Regions from separate parts of the Homo sapiens genome. Here region 1 is linked to region 2. Evidence: chromatin contacts called from ENCODE POLR2A ChIA-PET data. All regions are on one chromosome and are shown on one strand. Each heading gives the region's core, a stretch centred on a gene start or an enhancer-like site at or near the end of the contact. The rest is flanking DNA. Distances are from core to core; before and after follow the strand shown.

The links. ChIA-PET counts read pairs that join two places held with the same protein, here RNA polymerase II (POLR2A).
Region 1: POLR2A ChIA-PET joins it to region 2 with 12 read pairs in MCF 10A. The contact joins two enhancer-like sites. POLR2A ChIA-PET finds 5 or more read pairs at or near these places in 2 of 52 experiments (MCF 10A and OCI-LY7).

The regions. Positions count from the first base shown.
Region 1 is chr12:46,701,563-46,704,392 of GRCh38, forward strand. No RefSeq gene overlaps it. Among named protein-coding and RNA genes, the nearest start is that of SLC38A4, 120 kb to the right of the region's middle. Within about 2 kb of position 1,514, at least 3 of the 41 ENCODE cell types and tissues checked have a DNase peak (open chromatin) inside an H3K27ac peak, as active enhancers do.
Region 2 is chr12:46,663,812-46,666,566 of GRCh38, forward strand. No RefSeq gene overlaps it. Among named protein-coding and RNA genes, the nearest start is that of SLC38A4, 160 kb to the right of the region's middle. Within about 2 kb of position 1,325, at least 10 of the 41 ENCODE cell types and tissues checked have a DNase peak (open chromatin) inside an H3K27ac peak, as active enhancers do.

The DNA of each region.
Region 1 (2,830 bases), core at 264-2,763, 38 kb after region 2:
CAACCAAGCAGGGATCAGGGGCTAGGGTTTGTTTACACAGATCTCTAATCCCTGAGCCCAGGGTCTCTGGTAGTTTCTTTGTGAAAGCAAGGTTTTTAGTTCACAAACTTGAACCATTGTTACTCAAGCTTGTCTTTGGTCACTCAGTCATCTTTCCACCCAGCATTATATAAATGCTCCTCCAATCATCTGCAAGCAGGAAGGGGTAATGTTAGCTATTGGCTGGGAGTTCCAGATGGTCACTGGGGCAAACTGGAGACCTTTATGGAGTTGAGGAGACTCTTATGGAGTTGAAGGGGCTTGCAGGTATGATTTAAAGAGCAGGAAGTCTAAGGGAGGAGTTCACACCTGTTCTTTATCTTTTGCTAAGAAACCTCCATATTATGGCCATCAGGTAAAGAGGCAGGCCATTTCTCAGATTAGAAAGAACCATTTTCCATAGTAAAGGCAGACCCAATTTCCTCTGAATGGTATGCACTCATAGCATGCCTTCTGGCCATGAGACTTCATGATGAATATTTCAGCCTGCTCATAAGAGCTGGGGAGGATCTATTGGGTATTAATATTTACTATGTACCAGGCACAGTTCTAATTGTTTACAGATTTTAACCCTTTTAATCCACAGGAGAGGAATCTGGCAGAGATATTCTTATTAACCCCATTTGATAAATAAAGAAACTAAGGCACAGGGAGTTAGTAGCCTGCTCTGTGTTTCACGGTGAAAAAGTGTGGCAGAGGCAGGATTTGGACCCAAACAGTCTGGCTCCAAAGTCCAGGCTTCACGGGGGCACATACTGCCCTTCCAGACATCTCTGTCCCCTCAGGGTGACCCCCAACTTATCCTTCCAAGTCCGTCTCCCTACTCCTCTGTAGTAAAACTGGAGTATTCACTCTTTTCTGAACAAAATCTGTTTTCCCCACCTGTGTGTCCTCTCATGCCCATCTCCACACCCCATTCCCACCTGTAAATCTCTCATCAGTTTTGGGGAGAGTCCATCTCAAAGATACTATCAAAACAAAAGAAACTAACATTTGCTAAGCTCCTGTTACCTTTTGGGTTTTGTGCTGAGGAAACTCACATAAAATATTTTATTTAATTGTCAGTCTAACTCTTTGACATAGGATAATTTCCTCATTTTCCAAATAAGAAAAAGCTCTCAGATGAGTACCCTGCTCAGCTGTAAAGAGCAGTACTGGGCTGACTGCAGCTGTCCACAGTGGTGCCTTAAGCATTAAGGGTGTCCTCCCTTTAGCTTGGTCCTCCCACGTAGCACTTTGTGCAGCTCTCACGACACTTCTTTGTACCTTATAGGTATTTGTGGAATACTCCTATAATACGACTTCTGTAGCAGGAATTGTATCATGCTCCTTTCTTCCCTGGGGTGTCCAGCCTAGTCCTTTGTACCTAGGCTAATTAATAAGTATCTGTGTAACTGAATGAAACTGGATGGAGGATTAGGGAGGCAGGCATTGTGGAGGAGACAGGCTCAGTCTTGCCAGCTTCAACACTTCTTCCAAGTTCCTAAATAATGAGCTGTCAAGTTTCCTTGAGTTGCTAAGCCTTTTGGGAAGGAAAAAGTGAACTGAAACAAGCAGCTACGTGCCTCAATCCACCAGAATAGGAAGCTCCTGCTTTCAGACATGACGAGTCTCCAAAATATGTGGTGTTAACTCCAATCGCGCACATCTAGCACAACTTGTGACTGCACAGGCGTGTGCAAACGAGCTCAGGAGTAGAGACATTCTAACCCAAATGTGACAGAATACATTAAAACACCACAAAAGCAACTTAACTTGAATATTACATGGCTCCTACAAAAGAAAATAATTTGCCTGGTAACTTTCTTTTATCAAATGCCATGTTTTTACTTAAATGTGTCTATTAATTAGCCTCAGTTTGTTGTATGCCAGTTGTGTAAGTTATTAGCTGAGGAGTGCAAGGTACCATGTCTGTTCCACCATTGCTGGATCCTAAGTTCCTGAAAATGAACAAAACAGGACAAAACAAATATTTCCTTTTCTATTTCTGCTGCCTTCTTCTCTCTCATTCTGAAGCAGGGGGCTGAGAGTTATAAAGATAATCCAGCCATTAAGCAAAAATAGTTTTAAGTACCAGCCCTCTTTATCTTGCTCTGATTCCAAATGGCTGAAAAACAGGAGAGGCTTTAAAATCCATAAAGTTGATGATACAGTTGCCAATAAAGTACTGGAGAAAGAGAAGAAATAACTTAGCTTACATTTTATCCTCTATATAAAAATGGTTATAGGGCAGTCAAGGCAGCATGGCGTGGGAGAAATTGGATTTCAATTGATCAAAAGGCTGGATCATAAATTTGAAAGGGGAAATACTGGATGCAGGGAGACCAGGAGATGAGTTATGGCAGTAGTTTTATAAAAGATGATAAGGACACCCCAAATCAGTGTTAGAAGGAATTATCATTTGGGAGGTGCTGGGAAAGGGTTGGTAGTCAACTGGATGAGGATTGGTGAGGAATCAAGGGCCATTCCCTATCTGACTCTTGGGTGAACAGTATCACCACCAATCGACTCCAGGGTAGCAGGAGGTGGAACAGCTTAGAGTTGCTTGCTGCAGTTTCCTGGTAAAGTAGGGAGCAATGTCACTGGCTACTAATGAGAGGAGAGCAAGTATGTTAGGTTCTTGAGGATAGTGGAGGTCTACAATGGTAACTGAATACAGAGAAGTTACTGACCAAAGGAAACGAAAAGAGAGAAGGGCAGAACCGGAAAACACACACTGGTGGAGAAGTATGACTTTCTAGCAGTGTTCCATTGGCCAGCTGTAAGAAGAGAGAGAGCAGAGTGTGACAGC
Region 2 (2,755 bases), core at 75-2,574:
CAACATTTTGATACTTTAACATCCTTAACATATTTTAACACATCTTCACCAACTTCCATGACTAAAATAAACTAGGGAAAAGAAAACTGTGCTTCTTGCTGAGAAATCACACACCTCTGGCTTAGGATTTAAGTGAGTGGAGAAAGAAGCTGCCCTCTGAGATCATTTTGTCTGTTCTTGGACTGTGACATGCCTTTTGCACATTACGGGTCAAGCTGTGTTTGTTTCTAGCCAAGGTTTATCAATTTATACTCTCGATTGTGAGATTTAAACAAACAGTATTTAAGTGATTTTGAAATGTGCAAAATTTAAAAGGATTCTATACATGTGAAGAAAGAAGTTTGATATTGTTCCTTAAAGTTGAGACTATTATTCTCTTTTCATTCCTTACTTGAGCAGTATTTTTCTTTCATATAAGGCAGTAAAGTTCATCAAGTTAAGCTGAGTTCAGAATTTCATTATTGTAACTGAATTATTATGTTTCAGACATTCTCTGATGGTAATAATAATAGCTGCTGTGGATTGAGAATTACTTTAGGGCTAGATGCTTTGCATGCGCTACCTCAAATCTATCCACACTCCTGCAAGGTGCATGCAGTTATCCCCATTTTACAGGAAACTGAGGCTCAGAGGGGTTAATTGATTAGTCCACATCTACTCAGTCAACAAGTAGCAGAACCAATATTTGGACCCTGTCTGGTGTCACAGCTGGTTAGCTTTTTATTCACACACATTATGGCTGTGATTCATGGAGAATTTCCACTAATAAGGATGATTAAATAGAGTTGAGATATCTGGTGTGCACTCACATTCTGCTACTTTTAAATACTTGTTTTAGAATTAAGGAATCATAGATTTCAGGATTGGGAGAGACTTTATAGGTCATTTAGCCTAAACTCCCTGTTGATTCCTGCAAAAGCCTTGTCAAGCAATTTTTTTCCAGCTATGCTTCTGCACCTCTAGTGATGTGGAAAGCCTAAGGCAACATTTCCATTATTAAGCCGTTTGAAAATTACAAAGTTCCTCTTTACACTGAGTCAACATCAGCCTCCCTTTTAGCTTTTGAAGCCACATAGAACAGAGGCAGCCATATAACTGGAAGACAGTAATCATACTCCCATTTCAACTTCCATAATAGAATTCCTTATTTACTTGATTTTTCCCTCATAGCATATAGTTTGAGGTCAGGTTTCCATCCTAGTTAATTTCTTCTGCACACTTTTGAGTTTGTCTCTATCTCTTTTAAAGGGAAGCATTCAGAACCTAAGACTGTTTCTGTTTTGTTTTTGATTGGGGTCAGACCGTATGTCTGCCCCTGTCAGATCATGTTACTACTGACTCATGGTGAGGTTACCACTGACTCAAGCCCTGCTGTTTACCCACATTACTGCTAATAAAGCACGTTTCCTCATCCTGGGCTCATACAGTTTTTATCCTGTTTGTCAGCATTTACCTTTATTAGTAAAGATACTTAAAAAGATTAAATCCCTTGCTCAAGATTTGCAAGTTATTTTGAATCCTAATGTCAAGGCAAACATCTCTACTTACAAGAAAATCACTTTGCTTCGTGAACACATTTTTATTTCTTTTGCATGATTTCATGTATCTTCATTATGCAAGTGATGTTTTGTAGCATAGGTAGAAATTTGTGTATGTGTTATTTTAAACATTGGGTGCTGGGCTTAATACCTGGGTGACGAAAGAATCTGCACAAAAAGTCCCCGTGACAAGAGTTTACTTATGTAACAAACCTTCACATGTACTTCTGAACCTGAAATAAAAATTAAAAAAATGATATGTTAGCCTATCTTCACAGTGGATAGGCTGAAGATACAGGCCTATAGACAACCTATGACTCCTGGCAGATTGGTTTGCAGCAGTTTGTTACCTTGATCTTGGCTTGCAGCAAAATGTTGACTGTGAAGGAACCTGGGCTCTCAAAGGAGATGTCAAATTCTTATGAGCCAGGCCAATGTCCCATCCGACTGTGAATTTTTCCAATTTTTCAACTATTTGGAACAAGGATGGAAATGGAGCTTTGTACAAAATGATGAAGTTCGTTTAGTACCTGAATAGTGACTTAATACCAAGACAGAAATCCTGAAAAGGGCACACTGAGAATAAATACACAAATTACCTAAAACTGAGGCTTAACCATTGACAAAGGTAGCAATTTCTGAGGCTCCAGGATAGACAAATGTTACTGACCTTTGTTCCAACTGAATTTTTTCCCAAAATCTGAAATAGACTTTTCTTCTCCTTCTCCTTCTTCTTCTTCTTTTTAATTTGAGACAAGGTCTTGATCTATCAGCCAGGCTGGAGTATGATGGCATGATCATAGCTCACTGCAGCCTTGAACCCCTGGGCTCAAGAGATCCTCCCACCTCAGCCTCTGGATTAGCCGGGACTACAGGTGCAAGCCACCATGCCCGGCTATTTTTTTTGTAGAGACAAGTCTCACTAAGTTGCCCAGGCTGGTCTCAAATTCCTGGCCTCAAGCAATCCTCTTGCCTCAGCCTCCCAAAGTGCTGGGATTATAGGCATTTTGAGTCATCACACTGGGCCCTGTAATAGACTTTCATAACACCTTTATTTCATACTCAGGAAAGGAATATATCGCAAAGAAAATATTGAATAGGGAGATATTTTCTGTATGCTTTATTATTACCAGCAATACTTATATATACAGGTCTAGAGTAAAAGTCCAATAAAATTATACAAGTTTACCGTTTTTAAATCTAGATATGAGCTTAAA